Regions from separate parts of the Homo sapiens genome. Here region 2 is linked to region 1. Evidence: chromatin loops called from intact Hi-C (ENCODE). Cell type or tissue: heart left ventricle. All regions are shown on one strand. Each heading gives the region's core, and the rest is flanking DNA. Links, peaks and the distances in the headings are about the cores only. Region 1 holds the start of CCDC73 (coiled-coil domain containing 73). Region 2 overlaps WT1-AS (WT1 antisense RNA).

Evidence for each region. Peaks named below come from ENCODE experiments on the same cell type or tissue, not always from the same donor. Only the 100,000 strongest peaks of a DNase experiment are listed, where the experiment ranks them.
Region 2: it touches region 1 in a loop (2.7-fold over the local background); 3 of 110 quality-filtered maps call a loop at or near these places.

What each region holds. Positions count from the first base shown.
Region 1 is chr11:32,790,344-32,795,725 of GRCh38, forward strand. It overlaps CCDC73 (coiled-coil domain containing 73), which reads right to left and starts at 4,319. Exons shown (of 18, transcript NM_001008391.4): 1 at 4,270-4,319. RefSeq lists silencers at 2,635-2,684, 2,695-2,814. In heart left ventricle, for the core only: CTCF peaks have their summits at 2,731 (motif pointing left) and 2,932; no DNase peak of the experiment used is centred there; H3K27me3 peaks cover 637 bases.
Region 2 is chr11:32,452,773-32,458,154 of GRCh38, forward strand. WT1-AS (WT1 antisense RNA) reads left to right here. Exons shown (of 5, transcript NR_120548.1): 3 at 490-1,406; 4 at 5,143-5,191. Among named protein-coding and RNA genes, the nearest start is that of WT1, 20 kb to the left of the region's middle. In heart left ventricle, for the core only: no CTCF peak of the experiment used is centred there; no DNase peak of the experiment used is centred there.

The sequences.
Region 1 (5,382 bases), core at 220-5,219:
CATATGGTTAGCACTTTATTCTGTATATTGCCCCATTCTGTTATTGTCTATTCCACATAATTTTGCACTTTATTTATCCATTTATAATACTGCCCATAAATAATGTTATTTTTTCATTAACTGTTTCATGTTTGAAGAAGGCTTATTAACCTCCAAGTGAGGAAAAGCCTTGAGAGCATAGTGAATACTTGATAAACATTTTATTAAATTGCTATAAATTATATAAAATTACAAAAACCACTTTTAGTTTCTTAAAATATTTACACTATTATGAGTAAAACATTCTCTGTTCATACTAAAATCTTTACCAAATTTCTCCTTGTTTTAAGAAACAGAGGGAGGATTATATATATAAATTTTAGAAATTTAAAAATAGTTAAAACATGAACTGTATATGTGTGAAGAGATTGAGAGAATTAGATATTATCTCCGTAAAGATCATTATGAAACTATAACATAAAATAAGCTACTAAATGTACTATAAATTCAACCAATCTAAGGCAACATACCAGAGACCTTTGGAACAGGTACATAAACACTAATTTGAGCCACCTTATAAATAAAATGTAGCAAAATCCTTTAAGGATTTTATAAAACACAACTTTTAACTAAACTAAACTCCAATTTTTTTCAAATATGAAACAAGAATTGCCAAAATAGCTTAATAAAGTTGAATCCAACACAGCTAGAAATGTACTGCTCATTGAACTTAACTGAAAATAAGTTTTAGTTTTATATGAAATTAATCAGTGCCAGAAAATCTCATACAGGTTTTTCTTGTTACTAACAGAAAATTTCCATGGGTCATCAGGAAATTAAGAAAGCTGAATGACTTCCTGATGTGTTTCTCTGTCATGTCAATATTAGCAAATAAACGAATTAGGAAAATGACATCAATAATTTACAATAAAAATTTTCACCTAAATGTACATTACAACAAAAACATTTCTGCCTTAATTATCTACATGATTATTTCCCAAAGTATGTTCTAAGGGGCACAAGGCCCACAAGATACATTTCTAAAAACAGGTTCCACAGTCAAATAAATCTGGGAAATCCCATACACTAACTCCCCATTTCAGAGATAAGCAGTCCCATTAGCTTTGTTGGAGCCTGTTTAACTTTAATCCGTATTTCCCAAGTTTACCTTGATCTTGAAACACTTTTTTTCATAATTCATAAGACAAGCTAATATTCTGGGGAACATGTATTCCAAAGAACATACTTTGGAAAATTCTAATCTACAAAATTGTTATATGTTCTTCCTTCACTAGTGGCCTAAACTGATTGTAAAGAATAATTTCCCAATTAAAAAAACACTGTTCTCAGCCAGGCGTGGTGGCTAATGCCTGCAATCCCAGGACTTTGGGAGGCCGAGGCAGTGCAATTGCTCGAGCTCAGGAGCTCAAGACCTCAAGACCAGACTCAGCAACATGGTGAAACCCCATCTCTACCAAAAAACAAAATCAAAAAGTATCCAGTTGCGGTAGTGTGCTCCTGTAGTCCCAACTATTCAGGAGGCTGAGGTGAGGGATCACTTGAGCCCAGGAGGTGGAGGCTGCAGTGAGCCAAGATCACGCCACTGTACTACAGCCTGGGCAACAGAGCCAGACCCTGTCTCAAAAAAAAAAACCACACACACACACATACACACACACACACACACACACACACACAATCCCCACCACTGTTCTCATTCAACTGTTACCAGGACTGATAAAAGAACATAATCCATCAACAAAGACATTTACCATTGAATCGATGACTTCTTTCAACTATAGCTCTAACACAATTTCCCAAAGTGTGTTCCATTAATAAGCACAGCACAAAAAAATAGGACCCCACGGTCTAGTGCAGTAAAACTGTAGACTGTGACTCATTCATGAGTCAAAAAATCAATGTAATGGGTCTTGACCAGAATTTTTTTTTTAATGAAAGGCTAGACTAGTAAAAAATAAAATAAAAAACATAAGTGTACACTGCTTATGGTAAAGGTAAGTATTGACTCATGTGTAAGTATTTACTCATATGGTAAAGCTAAGCATTGACTAATGTCGGCTGTAATCAGAGAAGTTTAAGAATGCTGTGAGTTCAAAAAAAGTTAGGTTAAACAAGTTCCTTCACTGCAGGACATTTTAGAGTCCTTAAATGAATTCCAAGAGTATTTTTGGCCACAGAAACCTTTTTTTATTGAAGCATCTCACAGGACTAGTGCTCCCTGGAACACAATTTAGGAAATACTGTCTTTTGGAAACGGTGTACCTCCAACTGTCTTGAGGTACACTATATAAATAACAGTGCCCAATTTTCACCTCCTTCAGAAAACTCAGTCAGATTTCTCATCTTAACTATAGCATCCTTCACAATTTGATCAAACTTGCAATAACTTTAATTTGGTTAGCATGAAGTAGTGGTTAAGCATCTGGGTTTCAATTCTAGCTCCACCACTTGTCGGCTGTGTAATCAGCCTTGCATTGTTATTTAATCTCTTTCCCATGGTTTTCCCATGAAGTGTAAGGAGAATACTGGGAATACCTACGGTACAGGGTTTGGGGTTTGTTTTTTTAGGATTAAATGAGATAACTTCCAGCCCCTGGCGTGTAATAAGCATTCCACATATGATATCTATTACTATTAGAATAACACTATCACCGCACCTGTACAGTTATTACGGGATACACGGCCAGAGCGAAAGAAACTAAAAACCCTATGCTGCCGCCTGGTGGACACTCGGAATTTAAAAATCTGTCATTCGCTTCCTTCCTGACACTACGATATGAAGCCGTATGGAAATTAAAACGTTTTCTCAAGCTGCATTAACACACTTTATAAATCATCAAAGTGGGGAATCTAATTTTCCAAAACTTAACAACTACCCCCAAGGCAACCCTGAAACCAGGGAGAGTTGTAAAGACTCAAATTGGCCGAAGAAATGGCTGAGAGAAGACACCAGTGAAGGACTACAGAGGAAACTCCATCCACAGCGTATTTGCTGATTCTCAGGTTGGGATATTTCAGTATAGATTTTTTCTTCAAGGTATAAAACAAAGAGAGCCATAGGAATTTATCACAACTAAAGCAAAATAACCAATAATCATCAATTCGAGGATCTCAATATAAGCAGAAGACTCCGTGGAATCTTCACATTTTCTTTCTAAAAGAAGTGCACTGATCATAAAGGTTCCCATAAATGACTTAAGGGTTGTCACTTATTTTCAGCAGCAAAGTGAAGTGGAAGATTGCAGCAATGACATGAATAATTTATTTTATTTTATTTTATTTTTTTAGACAGAGTCTCGCTCTGTTGCCCAGGCTGGAGTGCAGTGGAGTGATCTAGGCTCACTGCAACCTCCGCCTCCCGGGTTCAAGCAATTCTCCTGCCTCAGCCTCCTGAGTAGCTGGGACTACAGGTGCCCGCCACCACGCCCGGCTAATTTTTGTATTTTTAGTAGAGACGGGGTTTCACCATGTTGACCAGGCTGGTCTCAAACTCCTGACCTCAGGTGATCCGCCCGCCTCGGCCTCCCAAAGTGCTGGGACTACAGATGTGAGCCACCGCCCCGACCAAATAATTTATATCTAGAATTCAGCATTATCAGGATTAGCAGGGCAGTCATTTCATTCCCAGTGAGATTCCATTTAAATTTGCTCGTGCAAGGCAGTTTGGGAGAAACAAAATCACCAGCAGAATGAAGAAAAAATAGAGAAATGTCCCTGGGAATTTACACACTTCTGCAACTGCGCTAGAACTTTCGCACTATACTTAAAACATTCTGCAAAAAGTAACGTTCACCAAAGAAAAAGTCGAGATTCACCAATAACAGTTCCAAATGTTGCTAACTCTGAGCGGTCAGAGTTGTTTGAAAATTTTCAGAAGAACAATCGACATGATTGCATTGCATTCATAAGGCAAATATGAGGTTTAAAACAAAAACCACCACCACGCAAGGCACATGTACAGAAGGCGCTTCTCCACGATGAACAGACGAGACCCTCATGACTCACCCGCAGTCTCAATCCTGCCCAAGCAGAGATCCAGATGGATGCCTCAGTGTGGCTGCTTCTCCTGGGTCGGGAGCGTGGAAGATTCTAGACACAGCCCAGCAGTCAGGAGGCTCCAGGCCAAAGCAGCCCCTTGGCAACCAGAGCAAGGAAGGGTAGGTTACGCAGCTGGAGGTGCAGGGCAAACCCGTAAGTGGACCCTGCATGAAAAGATTAGGGCTGCTTCCTAAACAGCCCAACTACACGCTTGTGACTGCTCCGACTTACCTCAGCGAAGCGCGCCTCTAGCTCCTGTTGGCCCTTCCGGTTCACCTTTTCCCGCCCTAGGGCACTTCCGGCTTGAAGGTCATTAGCCTAAGATACGTGGGTAATCTTGAGCATCTGGGGCAAAATATGATTGATTTTATTTTCTTTTTAAATACAAGCTTCGGAAAAGATACCTGGATATTTGATGTTTTTCCTTAAGTACAACATGTATTGGCTTATATATTCTTTTTTGTTTTTGTTTGTTTTCGGTTTGTTTTTGGTTTTTTTTTTGAGACGGAGTCTCGCTCTGTCGCCCAGGCTGGAGTGGAGTGGCGCGATCTCGGCTCACTGCAAGCTCCACCTCCCAGGTTTATGCCATTCTCCTGCCTCAGCCTCCCGATATATTCGTTTTTTAAAAAAAAAGTCTTTGGAAAGATGAAAGAAAAATGAGTAAGTATTACCTGTGGGGAGCAATGGGAAGTGTGTGGATGGGAACGGGAGAGAGAGGGAGACTTCACTGAATAGCTTTTTATACTTTTTGATGTTTGCTTCATGTGAATGTGTTACTAATTCAAAAAATAAATGTTAGCCGGGTGTGAGGGTTCACTGGCTCATGCCTGTAACCCCAACAATTTGGGAGGCTGAGGTGGGAGGATTGCTTCAGGTCAGGAGTTCGATACCAGCCTAGGCAACATGGTGAGACCCCCGTCTCTACCCAAAAATACAAAAATCAGCCGGGCATGGTGGCGTGCGGCTGTAATCCCAGCTACTTGGGAGGCTGAGGCAAGAGGATAGATTGAGCCTGGGAGGTCAAGGCTGCAGTGACCCAAGACTGCACCACTGCACTCCAGCCTAGGCAATGGAGCAAAACCCTGTCAAAAAAAAAAAGAAAAGAAAAGTTGCTTAATTTTTAAAGTGAAATAGAAAAAAAACTGCAGTTCTAATTATACTGATAATCACACCTATTTTAAGCACCTAACTAATGCTATGTTTCAGTATGTTATGTTGAATAGTCATTCAATAAGAATGTAATATGTTTCAGGCCTACATTGTTTTTGCATGCTACCAAAATGTAAAAGAAGTGGTTCCTGCCCTCAAATTTTTTTTTTTTTTTTGAGAAAAAGTCTCATTCTT
Region 2 (5,382 bases), core at 186-5,185, 340 kb before region 1:
ACAGAAAAACGTATCACTTATTGATATTTGAAAAAATCACTTTTCTCTTTAAGCAGCATTTAGAACACAACCTAATATAGGTCTTGAATTGTAAATTCTGTTGTAAAAGGCATTCTTTGGGCAAATAATGTTAACAATGGGGAGAAAACAATTCATGATTGTGGGAGCATCCAGAATTATTTTCTCCTCAGCATCTAAAATGTCTTAGTTATCCTGTCATCACATGAAATTGCTACTGGGGTTCCTGAACACAGGCCCAGGTCAACACTAAACAACACGTGTCTCTAGAGCAACAGACCCTTCAAAAAGCAGACCTACCAGACATTTCTCTTAGAAAAATAATGTATTTTTTTTGTACTGAGCTTACTATTTTATGTAAATATATTTTATCTGGAAAGAGAATGTGCCCTGTTATAGGAACCCACCATTCAGTATGTCATGGCCCTGACACAGAACAATTGGTGACAGAAACTCTTTTGTGAGTTTTAGGCTCATGATGGAGCCCGAGTTATATGGCAGGAGATGATTTCCACGGTCTGTGAACACTGAAGATGAGACTGGCTTGGGGCCACGTGCCAAACTGCACAGCCAGTAAGACCTGCTTCCATCGACCCACAGCAGCTCTGACTTTTTTTTTTTAACAATAGAGAAGAAACTACCACAGGGAAGAGAGAGAACAATGGCATTTTGACAAATGGAACAAAGATAGAGTGTGACTGACAATTCAGGTCAGAAGGAAAATTAAAGCACAGGAAGACTGATGTTGGTCGGCCTCCTTGCCAAGAAGCAAAAACTCAGGGGGAGGCATCCAGCCACATGCGAACTGGCTCAACACTGGCCATTTTGTTTGAGCAATTTTGTTGGATGTTTTCTACAAAAGAGCACTTTTTCTCGGACTTCAAACATTCTTATATGCAGGATCGACACCACACACTGCCATCATCCCCTGGAGTAGTATCCTTGAGACCTGAGGAGGGGAAAACTGGAGGGACGTTGTGGGACTCCATTGAGAAATGTGGTCCTTTGTCTCCCTGGAGATCTTTGAGGACGGTTCAGATAAAGTTGCTGCCAGTGGAAGCAGCTAGGCTCAGAAACCTCCAGTTGCCCTTTCTAGACTTGTAATCCTCTGAAAAATGGAAATTAGGAAGCGTTCATTTATGACCTTGAAAAAAATCGTTTACAAAAGTATATTATATCACTAAAATGAGCTGGAAAAAGGGTTTATGTGAAAGTTCATGTGAGAAACACAGCTATTAGCACGCATGCCATTCCCCACCTTGACCTCAGCAGGAATGTGTAAATTGTAACATATGGAATGTAAGCCCTGTCGAGATGTTTCATAAATCTGCCTGGCAATGAGCATCACAAGGCCCTGCATGAGAACAGGCCCCAGAAATGGAGAGACAGTGAGTATTGTGCCTGACAACTTCTAATTTTAATAAGTCCAGACTGACGATTGAAAATTTCCACATAATGTTCTTTAATAATATTGATTATTTCCTGACAAAGGGGCACTTTTTCATGGAACTCAACCCAGGTAATCCATCCATCCATCCATCCATCCATCCATCCATTCAAGATATATCTACTGAAGGCCTACAATATTGCAGGTGGCATGCTGGGCACTGCAGATACAATGGAGGACAGGAGGGATATTGTGTTGCCCCTGTAGGGTTTACTATATGTAGGAAAACAGATATGAAACAAATAATAGAGTTTGAGACCAGCCTGGCCAACATGGTGAAACCCTGTCTCTACTAAAAATACAAAAATTAGCTGAGCGTGGTGGACGGGCACCTGTAATCCCAGATACTCGGGAGGCTGAGGCAGGGGAATCACTTGAACCCGGGAGGCAGAGTTTGCAGTGAGCCAGGATTGCACCATTGCACTCTAGCCTGGGCGACAAGAACTAAACTCTGTCTTCCAAAAAATAATGATAATAATTTTATAATTGCAATTTTGATCAATGCTGTAAAGGAAAATAGTAGCTTCTACTGATAGTAGCACTCTGCCAAAGTTTCTACATGCATGATCTCATTTAATTCTCATAACAATTCTCTGCAGTAGGTACTACCAATAGCTCCATTTTAGACATGAATAGAGACATGGAGGTTTACATGTATCACCCAAGGTCACGCAGCTCTGGAGTGGTGGAGTTAGAATACAAAGTCAGTCTGAGTCCCCATCCCAAGTTCCTGATACCATACCATTTTTTTTTTTATATAACCTGGGTGAGGAAGTGGGTGCTGATTTAGATTTGAAGATTAAAGAAAATATCTTTCAGGATGAGATTTTAGGCCAAGCCTCAAGGATAAGTAGGTATTAACCAGGCAAAATAAAGTAGCAGGAGTATTCCAGAATTGGGGAATTGCATGTCAAAGGCCCTGAGGCAGGAAGGTGGGTGGCCGTGGGTGTTCATGGGGAGGCCAGAGTGACAGGATTGGGTGGCGTGTGGGGCAAGGCTGGAGAGGCAGAAAAGAGTCAGAGTAGGTGGGGCCTTGTAAATCATGTTAAGATATCTTGAACTAAATCCTGACCAGAGTGGGAGCTCCTGGAAGACCTGACTTTATCTGGGGCTGAGTGGTGTGGCTCCAGGCAGAACTGCTGCTGCAGCCAAGAAAGGAGATGTGTTCTCCCTATGGGAGACTGAGCCTGTTCCTGGGCTCATTTCTCACCCCTTCGTCCCAGCATCTTCCATATAAGTGAATGGATTCTATATACTTCTCCTTTAACAGACTTCTGCCCCCTGGGCCAGTTAAAAGACAATGATGTCAAGAAAAGACTGGCAAAAAATGCAGAAGTTCATTCAGCGCTGAGATCTGCTTAATACTAATCTCAGTGGCCGGCCGTGGTGGCTCACACCTGTAATCCCAACACTTTGGGAGGCCAAGGCGGGTGGATCACCTGAGGTCAGGAGTTTGAGACCAGCCTGGCTAACATGGTGAAACCTTGTCTCTACTAAAAATATAAAAATCAGATGAGTGTGGTGGCATGTGCTTGTAATCCCAGCTACTTGGGAGGCTGAGGCGGGAGAATCACTTGAACTCGGGAGGCAGAAGTTGCAGTGAGCCGAAATCATGCCACTGTACTCCAGCCTGGGTGACAGAGCGAGACTGTGTCTCAAAAAACAATACATATATTAATCTCAGTTACCACTATTAACTTTGGCACTGCCCAAACTATGGGATCCCCATTAAAATTTAGAAAAAGATCCCCTCCAAATTTCCATGTTAAAAGTGGCGGTTTTTTCTTACGTTCCTAAGACAGATACCCTATCACTCTGTGTATTTGTTATCAGTTCTTTCATTTATTCATTCATCAAAGATTTGCACATCTATTATGGCAGACATGAAACATACCAAAGTAAATAAGACTGGGGTCCGTGTGCTCTCAGGGCTAGACAGAGCCTGGTTCCAGGGGAGCACTCTCATCACATGATGCCATTAGCCCCTGGGGTAGGCAGAATAATGCCCCCTGCCAAGAGATCCATGCCATAATCCCAGGAACCCGCGAATATGTTACTTTACATGGTGAAAGGGACTTTGCAGATATGAATATGGCATGGGCTTTGAGATGGGGAGATTATCCTGGGTTACCTGAGTGAGCCCAATGCACTCACAAAAGTTCTTTTATTTATTTTTTGTTTTTTGAGACGGGTCTCACTCTGTCATCCAGGCTGCAGTGCAGTGGCAGCGATCACAGTTCACTGTAGCCATGACCTCCTCAGGCTCAGGTGATCCTCCTACCTCAGCCTCCTGAATAGCTGAAACTACAGGCGCACTACTACAGATTCTCCTGGAAAGCCTTGAGAAGGAGATGCAAAGCTGCCAACACCTCGATTTTAGCCTAATGAGACCCATTTGGGACTCTGGATCTCCACAACTGTAAAATAATAAATTTGTGTTCTTTTAAGCCATGAAATGTATGGTAATTGGTTGCACCAGCAATAGAAAACAAGTATCCACCCCACTCGAGCCAGGAGGCTGGCCCAAGACAGACCTCCCTCTTAATCCCTCACAGTTTCCCACTGGGCCCAGATGTAGTCTCACAATTGTTCACAGCCCAGCAGTCCAGACACCTACTTCCAATCGATTGGTGACAAAATGACTCACCTGCTCTCCTGCGGGGCCTGTACAACAATTTATACTTGATTGTGACCCCTCCAGCATTGCCAAATACACACACATTAATGCCTGGAACATTTTTTTTAATAACTCTTACAGATCTGAGTTCCTAAAGTAGCTGCTTACACTGCTGTGTGTCCTTGGGCAAATTACATACATCTCTGTGCTTCCACGTGTTCATCTCTAAAATCAGAATAATAATATTGATCATCTAGCATTATTGTAAGGATTAAATGAATTAGACATGAGAGCATTAAAAATGGCACCTGGTACACAGTAAGCACTCAGAAATTTTAACAATGGTGATGATGATTGTTATTATTATTTCCTACAGCATTTGGCATGAGGCTTAAAAGTCCTTTTTTCTTTTTTCTTTTTTTTTCTTTTTTGAGACGGAGTCTCGCTCTGTCACCCAGGCTGGAGTGCAGTGGCGTGATCTCAGCTCACTGCAACCTCTGCCTCCCAGGTTCAAGCAATTCTCCTGCCTCAGCCTCCCTAGAAGCTGGGATTACAGCCACACACCGCAAGCCTGGCTAATTTTTGTAATTTTTTTAGTAGAGACGGGGTTTCACCATGTTGGCCAGGCTGGTCTCAAACTCCTGACCTCAAGTGATCCGCCTGCCTCGGCCTCCCGAAGTGTTGGGATTACAGGCATGAGCCACCATGGCTGGCCAAAAGTCCTTTTTTGATCATTTGGTCTACAATGTGGAAAATGCACTAGAGGGGCAAGTTGACAGGAGCCAACTAGGGGAAGACTGAATTAGGGTGATGATGACTGAAATGGAAAGAGGTGGATAGACTTGAGAAATACCGCATAAGTAAAAATCAACAAGGCCTGCTGATGAATTGCATCTAGGGGTTGAGGATGTACCTAGGGTGACATAGTCAGAAGCCTTTTAATGATATTTTATAATGATGTGTTAATACAGTATAAAAGAAATCCTTAGTTTGCTTCTCTGCTTCCCTCCCCTCTCCTATCATCTTTTCCTATTGTGATACCTCTTTTCTTTCTTTCCAGAATAAAGAAACATCAGAAATATTAAAATGAGGACCAAAAGGAGTCCCAGGTATAGGAGCATGAAACATCTGGCAACATGTAGCAAAAACAGGAGACTTTTTTCTTCTAACGGAATTTTGGCCTCTTGGTGCCAGTATGTGAAAAAGGCCTTGTAGGCCAGGTGCAGAGGCTCACGCCTGTAATCCCAGCACTTTGGGAGGCCGAGGCTGGCAGATTACGAGGTCAGGAGTTCAAGACCAG